Regions from separate parts of the Homo sapiens genome. Here region 1 is linked to region 2. A link is an interaction called in ENCODE POLR2A ChIA-PET data of the cell type or tissue named here. Cell type or tissue: PC-9. All regions are shown on one strand. Links, peaks and the distances in the headings refer to the core of each region. The heading gives the core; the rest is flanking DNA. Region 1 overlaps LOC124907871 (a long non-coding RNA gene). Region 2 has its middle 5.5 kb from the start of NT5DC4.

Region 1 (5,382 bases), core at 274-5,273, 100 kb before region 2:
GAGACGGGGCAGGGGGACAGAGAAATGCAGGGGTAGCTGGAGGGAGCCACAGAATCAAAAGAGGGTTTTTGTGTTTAAGATGGTAGTTGTCACATAGCACATTAGTAAGTTCATGTGAATCACAACGTAGGTGAGACAGATCACTAATGCAGGAGTCAAATCCTTGCAGAGCCCCCAGAGGAGGTGATGAAGGGAAGTGATGGACATCATTCAGATGCAAGTAGGTTAGCAATTCCTGGGGTACAAATAGGAGGTGACTCCTTTCTGATTGCTCCTGTTTTCTGAATGAGATAGCACATAAAGTCCACTCAGCCATGTTAGCTGTTGAAGTCCTTGTGGCTGTCATGCCTGTACAGACTGGGCTCTCCTCTCCAGCATTTCCTCTCAGACTAAGCTGAGCTGCACTAGCCGCTGCCACATCCTCTTGGGGCCATCCTCTGCCACACTCCACATATTGCTGTGGTTTGCTTGCAACCCCTGGAAGGTCCTACTGGCTGCTCCTAGAAGAGTCTGGGCGGCATCTCTCCCTTACTCGTTATCACATGGTGCTGTAAGCAGTGGCCACACACTTTAGCTGGTGGGATGGGCCATCACAGGCAGTAAATGCGAAAGACTGCTCAGATTTTAAAGCACCCATGAATCAGTAGAATGAGTTTAGAATTGTAGTCATCAACACACATTAAAAAAAAAAAAAACAGGCACTAAAAAAATTAGTTGAGTAGGATAAAGCAATAAAAGATATTAACTACAAACCAGATAGGAGGTGCAAAATTGTACCTACATAAATCAGATGGAAAAAGTTGAAAGCAGATAAGATAAAATAGGTAAGCATGACATTTAAAAGGTATTCATGGGACGTGGTTACAAAACCAACTCACAACTAAAAAGTCTTAGGACCTCTCGCTGACTTAGGAGCCTGATCCCAACTCTGAGAATGACTCAGTGTGTTACCCTGTGGCTAGTGTAGACCAATGATCCTGTCTCAGAGTCACTAGCCAACAGCCCATATCAAGTACTTGAAACTTTGACTCAGAAACCTCAGTGTCAGAACCTTTGACCTAGGAACCACCTGTAGTGGTTAACTGCAATTTGCACCCCTTAGTTCAGGGCTTTACAACACCGGGGGCGGGGAGGGGGAAGGCATAGAGCTGATGACCTAAAGGAAACCCATTGCAGCAACGCTTTTGTGTTAAGTTTACAAATAAGTGTTGTTTTAGAATCCTCCAGGTAATGCCTTTGTTATTTAATGTGTCTGAGACAATTCTGCACATTAAAGAATATAAAATATTACCTTGTAATTCCAATTTGAAATGTGTAATTGACATTAGACTTCTATTTTAATTTGAAATGTCTAAAACAATGTGGTTAAGTTTGTAAAAGGTGTGTGAATTTTGAGTCTGATTTACTACATTTTTTTTTAATTTTCTTTTTTTTTGGAGTTTTAGGGATTGCTTAGATGGCTAGAAAGATTTTATTCATCAGATTTTTAAGTCTGCCTTGGCAGGCACTTGCAGTGTTTGAAAGAATCAGATATATCAAATTTGTAGTTTAAAATATTTAAGGGAACTCAATTAACTATGCTAGAAAAGAGAGTTAAGTATTTAGGAGGATTTAATATGGTGTTAAAGTTGTGAAAATCAAAATGGAGACACTAATGTTAAGAAAACCCTGATAAATGGAGCCAGGGAAGGCCATGAAGAAAGAGTTCTCACACTTGTATCCCTGATCATGAAAAAGACTCTGCAAAAAACAAAACCTTGCACAAAGGCCATTGCAACCTTACACAAAAAATACTACTTTAAAAGGACATGTGCCCAGCAACTGCCTGTCCAACCTCAGACTGGCAATATCTTTGTTATTGATCTTAGTAGCCCAGCATAACTATTTCAAAACAGTGATGTAATGCTCATTTTTTTTCTTTTGAAAACTTTTGTCTTCCTGTAAAAACCTTTGTCTTCTTTACTTACCCTGAATATGCACAGAGTTTACTATGAAGTGCATATTCCTGTTGCAATGCTCTATTCCCAAACAAACATCATTTTCTTTTAGAGAGCCTCTCTCTGTTTGTGATTTAGGTTGGTGATGTAAAGCAATGGCATAACTGAACACTGATTCAAAGAAAAGTGGCTTTTCTCTTTGTTGTATTAAAAAGAGGCCTTATAAATAGGATAGTAAGATTTGTAAGTTGAACTTAAAGCATGAAGAAAATTTAGGGGCCAGGCAGGGTGGCTCACACCTGTAATCCCAGCACTTTGGGAGGCCAAGACAGGAGGATTGCTTGAGCCCAGGAGTTCAAGACCAGTCTGGTCAACACAGACCTCATCTTTACTAAAAATAAAAAAATTAGGCCAGGTGCAGTGGCTCATGCCTGTAATCCCAGCACTTTGGGAGGCCAAGGCGGGAGGATCACTTGAGGTCAGGAGTTCGTGACCAGCCTGGTCAACACGATGAAACCCCATCTCTACTAAAAATACAAAAAAATTAGCTGGGTGTGGTGGCGGACACCTGCAATCCCAGCTACTCGGGAGGCTTCAGGCAGGGGAATCACTTGAACCTGGGAGGCGGAGATTGCAGTGAGCTGAGATAGTCCCACTGCACTCCAGCCTGGGCGACTCAGCAAGACTCTGCCTCAAAAAAAAAAAAAAAAATTAGTCAGGTGTGGTAGCACACAGCTGTGGTCCCAGCTACTCGGGAGGCTGAGGTGGGAGGATCATCTGAGCCCAGGAGGTCAAGGCTGCGGTGAGAGCTGAGATTGTACTACTGCATTCCAGCAGGGGCTACAAAGTGAGACCCTGTCTCAAAAAAAGAAAAAGAAAAAGAAAATTATGTTTTTAAATTTATAATTATAATAAATTTAATTACATAAATTTAAGCTCAAGTAATTGTAAATATTCTTTCTGTGCACATAAGTTATTCTTGTATTGACCCCACAGGAGCTGGCCATTCTTCAAGTCAGAAGGCCTGAGAGAGGAGCTGCCCAGGTGGTCTTCATGGGGCTGTGCGGCCAGTCATCCCCCACAGGTTGACAATCCTTGCGTACTTCATCCTTGTTGGATCCTCTGTATCCCTGACGATGAGCAACTGTGAGGCCCGTTTCAGCACTGAGTTCCAGTCAGGAAAACATCCACCCACCCACCACACGCTCACACTTACACACACATTCACACATGCACACACGTTCTGGCTCCGAAAAAGAAAAAAAAAAAGCAATTTAAAATAATTCTGATCCTTTGCTTATTTCCACAAACTCCATGAAAATTGTACATTGTCCAAGCAACATTTCTTAATATTCTCTTTTTCTCTCATATCCATTTTCCTTACTGCTGTCTCCACCTTTCTCTTCCAAACTCCCTGTTAAAATCCCTGCCCCAGCGAACTTTTATTCAATTTTGTGGAATGGAGGCTGCTCTGATTTAAATTAAAAAAAAAAAAAATCCCTACTCCATGTCCCAGATCCCTAGTTGTTTTTTGTTTTTTGTTTTCCTGAGACAGGGTCTTGTGTCTTCCATGCTGGAGTGCAGTGGCATGATCATGGCTCACTGCAGCCTCAACCTCCTGGGCTCAAGTAATTCTCTTGCCTCAGCCTCCCCAGTAGCTGGGAGTTCAGGTATGTGCTACCATGCCTAGCTAATTTTTTTCTTTTATTTTGTAGAGACACGGTCTTGCCAGGTTGCCCAGGCTGGTCTAGAACCCCTGGGCTTAAGTGATCCTCCTGCCTCGGCTTCCCAAAGTGCTGGGATTACAAGTGTGAGGCACTGCACCCAGGCTGGATCCCTGCATTTTTACAGATTTAGCATCACAAAAGTCTAAACAATTAGACTGACTAAGGCAGAACTGCCCTTATGACAGCAGACATAAGAAGGAAAAGGCCAAAACACTGTGTTAAAAATTATCCAAATGTGAGGAAAAGGCAAAGAGAGTAGGTGTGCCTTTTTAGTGTCTAAGCTGCCTGCCCAAGGGGCATCTGATGCTCTCAGGCAGGAGTCCACAAATTTTTTTTTGTAAAAGATCAGATAGTAAATCTTTTCAGCGTGAAGAGCATGAGGTCTCTGTCACAAATACTCAACCACCATTACAACATGAAAGCAGCCAACAGACAACACATGACAAATGAGTGTGGCTGTGTTCCAGTAAATCTTGATTACAAAAACAGGCAAGAGGCCAGAGCTGACCCATGGGCCATAGTTTGCTGACCCCTTCTGTAAAGGAAAGTATTTTTGTTTGACTTGCTGTTTACCATTGATTGAACACAAGGCTCTGTAGAGTTACTTGTTAACTTGCAGAAGATTGATGAGTGGCAAGTAATTTTTATTCACCAGAATATAAAATTATTTCTGTTCAGTAGAAAAGATAAACCCAACTGTTATATTATTGTCCTGTTTTGTATGTAACTTTGCTTCATTTTTTAACAAATTAATATTATTGCCCTAATTTGTATATAACTATGCTTCTTTTAAAAATATATATTTTTTAATAAATTTGAGACAGGGTCTCACTAGGTTGCCCAGGCTGGTCTTGAACTCCTGGCCTCAAGTGACTCTCCCACCTTAGCCTACTGCATAGCTGGGATTACAGGCACAAACCACTGCATGCAGCTAACTTTGCTTCTCATTCCAGCACTTTTTATTCCACTGATTATATGTATATGTATATCTGCATCATCTCTCTCTCTCTCTCTCTCTCTCTCTCTATATATATATATATGGAAATATCTCTCTCTCTCTATATATATATATGGAAATATATATCTCAGTCTCTCCTATCCTCCTTTAATCAGTTTTGCTATCCTGTCAATTCCCCCAACGAGTGTGATGTTGTGAAATATATATTTGTTCTTCATCTCCTGTTTCCTGACATACAGCTTTTAAAAACCCTTGGAATCTCTGGAATAATAAGAGTGTCTTTTGCATGCTAATAGATGACTGCTGGCTGGCAGCCCCAATGCAGTAGCTTCATGATGGGGTTTGTCACAGGAAAGACCAAGGCAGGATTGGAGACTTGAGACTGTTAGCCCCACTCCCCAACCACTGGAGGGAGTGGAGGGGCTGAAGGTTGTGTCAGTCACCAATGGCCAATGGTTCGGTCAATCATGTGTACGTAATAAAGCCACTCTTAAAAACCCAAAAAGGACAGGGTTTGGAAGGGCTCCCAGATAGCTGGACACATGAAGGTTCCTGGAGGGTGGTGCCCCAGAGGGGCATGGAAGCTCCACACCCCTTCTCACATGCTTTGCTCTGCGCATCTCTTCATCTGGTGTTCATCTGTATCCTTTGTAATATCTTTTAGAATAAACTGGTAAACTTAAGTGTTTTCCTGAGTTCTGTGAGCTGCTCTAGCAAATTCACGGAACCCGAGGGAAGCAAACCCAGATTTATAGCCATC
Region 2 (5,382 bases), core at 227-5,226:
CTGAGCCAATGCTAAGGCACCCCTGTGAGGCTTGATGCACTGGGAGCCCCTTCAAGAAAAGACTTGCCACCATAACAATAAGCAAATGGTTGCCCATTTTTACTGTGTGCCAAGCCTCCTAACAGCCCCACGAGACAGGCTAACTGTTCACTGGATTCATGAATGATCAAACTGAGGCACAGAAGGGTTAAGCAACTCTCCCACACTTACCAGGCTGATAAATGGCAGAGTGGGACTGAGCCCAGGCAGCTGGGTGCCAGCATCCGTATTCTTAATCGGTAGGCAAAACCGCCTCTGCCCATGGCCCATCACAAAAGTCCCTTGACTTTTCAATGTCGTTAAAGACAAAGAAAGGTGGAGGAAATGTTCCAGATTACAGGAGGCTAAAGAGCCACGGTGAATGAACGCAATATTCAAGCCTACGCAGAATCCTGTACTGCAGGCACATATAGTGCCAAGGACATGATGGGGTCAACAAATAAGATTGCAGTGTGGGTGGTGGGTTAGATGAAAGTTCTGTCTCAATGTAAACCTGTGAACTTGATGACTATATTGTGGTAATGTAAGAAAATATCCCTATTCCTGGGAAATACTCACTAAAGAATTTAGGATAAAGCTCATGATAAGTGTAAATTACCTTCAAGTGGTTCAGGAAAAATAATTGTGTGTATACACATACATACAGACAGATGGACACATACATGCATACATACACACATATACATACATACACATACATACATACATACCCATGTGTGTTCATATAGAGCAGGGGACAAACAACAAAGCAAACAGAGTACAATGTTAGCAACAGGTACATCTTGGTAAAGCCTGTAAGGACAGTCTGTGTACTATTTTTTACCTTTAAACTTTTCATAAACTTGAAGTTACTTCCAAATTTCAAAATTTCTTAAAAAGAAGGTCTATGTTGCAACCTACTCATCTGACAAAGGGCTAATATCCAGAATCTACAATGAACTCAAATAAATTTACAAGAAAAAAACAAACAACCCCATCAAAAAGTGGGCGAAGGATATGAACAGACACTTCTCAAAAGAAGACATTTATGCAGCCAAAAAACACATGAAAAAATGCTCATCATCACTGGCCATCAGAGAAATGCAAATCAAAACCGCAATGAGATGCCATCTCACACCAGTTAGAATGGCGATCATTAAAAAGTCAGGTAACAACAGGTGCTGGAGAGGATGTGGAGAAATAGGAACACTTTTACACTGTTGGTGGGACTGTAAACTAGTTCAACCATTGTGGAAGTCGGTGTGGCGATTCCTCAGGGATCTAGAACTAGAAATACCATTTGACCCAGCCATCCCATTACTGGGTATATACCCAAAGGATTATAAATCATGCTGCTATAAAGACACATGCACACATATGTTTATTGTGGCACTATTCACAATAGCAAAGACTTGGAACCAACCCAAATGTCCAACAATTATAGACTGGATTAAGAAAATGTGGCACATATACACCATGGAATACTATGCAGCCATAAAAAGTGATGAGTTCATGTCCTTTGTAGGGACATGGATGAAGCTGGAAACCATCATTCTCAGCAAACTATCACAAGGACAAAAAACCGAACACTGCATGTTCTCACTCATAGGTGGGAACTGAACAATGAGAACACATGGACACAGGAAGGGGAACATCACACACCGGGGCCTGTTGTGGGGTGGGGGGAGGGGGGAGGGATAGCATTAGGAGATATACCTAATGTAAATGATGAGTTAATGGGTACAGCACACCAACATGGCACATGTATACATATGTAACAAACCTGCACGTTGTGCACATGTACCCTAAAACTTAAAGTATAATAATAAAAAATAAAATTTAAAAAAAAGATGCAAAAAAAAAACATAAAAAAATGCTGACTTGCCTTTTTAACATGTTGGGATTGTCCTTGATTGTGAGTTTGGTGCTTGACCTTCATCTGTGCAAATTATATGGCTTAAATTAGATCACTGTTTTTGTAGAGTTGATTTTTGTCTACTTCTGCTGAAATCTTTGATTTCTTTCTGAACTTATAACAACTTCAGCCATCCTTGATGTCCTGGCTTAATGAGTTACAGTTAAAACACTAACACTTTGATGCTAGTTTAAGACTCAGTTTTCCTGTTATAGTGTTATTTAAAAAAAAAAATCTAACTGCAGGGCAATCTGCATGCCCCTGTGTAGCCAAATATCATTACTACTAACTCTGTAATCAGCTCATGAGTTTTGCTTTGTTCTGTCTACAGTCTAGCTGTTCTACCTTGGAGGAGTCTCTCAGAGTACCTAATGCCCTCCACACCAGAAATTAAAGGTTTATTTTTACTTTTCAAATAAATAGTGATTATGTATATAGTACATGATATTAAAGAATGTACAACAAAATGTTTATTTCCAGTGATTGGATTATGGATGATTTTTATATATTTGTCTTTCACATTTTATTTTCTAATCTTTTTGTATTAAGCACAAATTACTTTTATAAAAATATATCACTTTTGGAGTAAAGTTAAAAAATGTGTAAAGCTAAAAAAAAAAAAAAAAAAAAAAGAAGGTCTATGTTCCAAGACCCCTTTTCCAGCCTCCTTATTGCTATCCTGGAGTTCTTCCCCTCTTCCTCCCACCTTCTTCTGAGCCCCCAGTTTGGCAGCTCTCCTTTATTACAGGGAGGTGGAAACAGGACCAACCCAGCCAGCATTCCTCTTGATTCTTCTACCTAGACTGTATCCATTTAAAAAGTGTTGCCGGGCACGGTGACTCACGTCTATAATCCCCAGTGAGTCAGGAGGCCAAGGCAGGAGAATCACTAGAGGCCAGAATCTCAAGACCAGCCTGGGCAACATAATAAGACCTATCTCTTTAAAAATTTCAAAAAATTAGCCATGGTGGCACACATCTGCAGTCTCAGCTACTCAGGAGGCTGAGTGGGGAGGATCTCTTGTGCCTAGGAGGTGGAGGCTGCAGTGAGCCATGGTCTCACCACTGCACTCCAGTCAGGGCAACAGAGCGAGACCCATTCTCTTGAAAAAAAAAAGTGTCAAGGCCAAGCAGGCTCTGTTCACTACTGCCTGCACTCAAAGAGGTCACCAGAACCGGGGTGCATGGTGGGGCAGGGACCAAGTGCAGGGCGTGGCTGTCTCCCCTCACCTTCTGTAAGAGGCAAAATTCCAGATCCCCACAGTGCATCCACCACAGCTTTAGCAGTGCAGAACCTGTGGCCTGGGGATGGGGCAACTTCCATTCTCCTGAGCTTGGAGAAACCATCTTGAGGTGACCAGAAACCTCCTTCCAGACAGGGCCTTCCTTGCACAGGTGCAGCTGGTACAGAGGGATTGAGCGGGGGACCTAACCAGTACACCAGGGAGTCTTTTTAACAGAGGAGAGTCTTGGATGAGGTATTAAAGAAAATGCAGGATTTTTATTAGTTAGTCTAGAAGAGAAAGGAATTTCACATAGCCAGCAAGGAGCCCAGTGCTGGGAGGCAGAAAGAAAACGAACCACACGGGACAGCAAAGGATGGGACCTGCCCTGAGGGCAATGGCCGTTGAACCATGCTATGGTCCCCAGGTGTCTGCTCCCCTCTGATGTGGCCACACTGCTAAAAGGCATGTTCTAGGCTGGCTGGGGAGGGACTCCGACCAGTCTGTGACCAAAGGGTGGTCTCTACTGGCTGGGGTCAGAGAATGAGTCAGGGACATGGGGCACCATTGTCCAGATTCAATTCTACCTTACCCAGGGCAAATGCTGGCCACTTTTTGGGGCTCAGGGTCATGGAGGGAGAGATTTGGGGTAAGAGATTAGGAAATTTCCAAAAACCTGTCTCTCCTTCCATCAAAACAATGGACATTGCTAAGAGTTTGTGGTGCGTGTGTAAGTCCATCTGTGAGTGGGGGATGTGTGAGTGTGGATATATGTGCACACGTGAGCAGGTGCACACATGTGCATGAGTGTGGCTGTCAGCTTGTATGATGGCCTGCATGCATGTGTGAGCGTGGGTGGGTGGGTGGGTAACGGGGTGCGCCTGTGTGACCTGGGTGGGCATGCTGGGACCAGGGCCGGGCAGAGGGCATGCCAGACACTGACCCCAAGCTTGGGCTGGAGCCCTTGGAGCCTGCAGTTTCAGGGAAAGGTGGAAGAGAGGTGGGGACAAGAATGTCATTACACAGCCCAGAGAAGGCAGGGGAGACCAGGAGCCAAGAGTTCCCCCAAAGTGCCATCAGTGCAAGGCTCTTGGGACTCCTCTTTAACCCCTGAGGGGGCGAAGCCTTATTTACTCCTAAATTGGAACAGCAAGGGGTCCCTCATCTCAGCAGCTGTGCAGTCCTGACAGGTCGTGTCTCCCCAGGGAAGCATCTGAGGATCGCGGAGGTGGAGGGCACCGGAGTCTCAGGAGACAGCTGTGTCCTCTCCTGGAGGAACATGTCAGGGAGGGTGCTGGAGGCCTCTAGTCCAGCAGCAGAGGGCAGGGATTTGCAGGAGAGCACCGAAGCAAGATCTGGGGCAGAAGGAAGGGCATCCAAGGCCACGGCAAACCTGCTCAGCTCCCACTGAGGTTCAGCCAGGGGAGGCCGAGAGCCAAAGCTGGGGCACCTCTCCCACAGAGAGCCACGGGCCCCCTCCCTGCAACCTTCAGAGTCGGAAGGGACGAGTATCTACACAGCAGGATGTGGAAGGGATGAGGAGGGGCCAGGGCAGAGTTCAGAGGCAAGGGGAAGCTGGTGGGAGTCTGAGATCTGCGCATTCCAGGCAGCTCCTATTCATAAACCATCCTAGTCAGACAACATGCATTGATTACGCATCTGCCTCCGCCACGCCCACGCTGGAAGCTGGGTTCAAAACTATGAGTAAGATGTGTCACTTGTCCTTTAGTGAGTTCACAGTACAGGAGGAGACAGAAAACACATGTTACTAGGAAACAGTGAAAAGATGAGCCCATGTCCTTGAGCACCCAGGGGGATCAGGGAGTGCTTTCCGGAGAAGGAAGTCTTGAAGGATAAGCCACCAGGCAAGGGCAGGTGGAGCCGCACTCATGCAAGGGTGTCCACGAATGGTGCTGAGCGACAGACTGGCCAGTGGGCAGGAATCGCAAGCAGACAGGCCTGGCCGGAGGGGGGCACACGTGACTGGGAAGGCAGCAGAAGGGCATGAGGGGTGAGCTGGGGCATGCTGCAGTGGCTCTCCAGGGACTTTATCTTGTAGGTGACAGACCATATGTGGAAAGTGGCAAGAGGGAGAGTGACCTAATCCCCTGTGCAAGAAGGGTCGATCTCCCTGGCCGCATTACAGTCACGGGGCTTTGGGCGTAAAATATAGAAGCAGGACATCAACAGGAGAGTTGTATTTCACCAAAAACCTGGCCTTTGTAGG

What was found. ChIA-PET counts read pairs that join two places held together with the same protein. Peaks named below come from ENCODE experiments on the same cell type or tissue, not always from the same donor. Only the 100,000 strongest peaks of a DNase experiment are listed, where the experiment ranks them.
Region 1: POLR2A ChIA-PET joins it to region 2 with 5 read pairs; 4 of 35 experiments call an interaction of 5 or more read pairs at or near these places.

What each region holds. Positions count from the first base shown.
Region 1 is chr2:112,816,992-112,822,373 of GRCh38, reverse strand. It overlaps LOC124907871 (a long non-coding RNA gene), which reads left to right. Exons shown (of 2, transcript XR_007087195.1): 2 at 2,934-5,305. Among named protein-coding and RNA genes, the nearest start is that of IL1B, 17 kb to the left of the region's middle. RefSeq lists an enhancer at 4,008-4,302. In PC-9, for the core only: no CTCF peak of the experiment used is centred there; no DNase peak of the experiment used is centred there.
Region 2 is chr2:112,712,820-112,718,201 of GRCh38, reverse strand. No RefSeq gene overlaps it. Among named protein-coding and RNA genes, the nearest start is that of NT5DC4, 5.5 kb to the left of the region's middle. In PC-9, for the core only: no CTCF peak of the experiment used is centred there; a DNase peak (open chromatin) is centred at 2,771.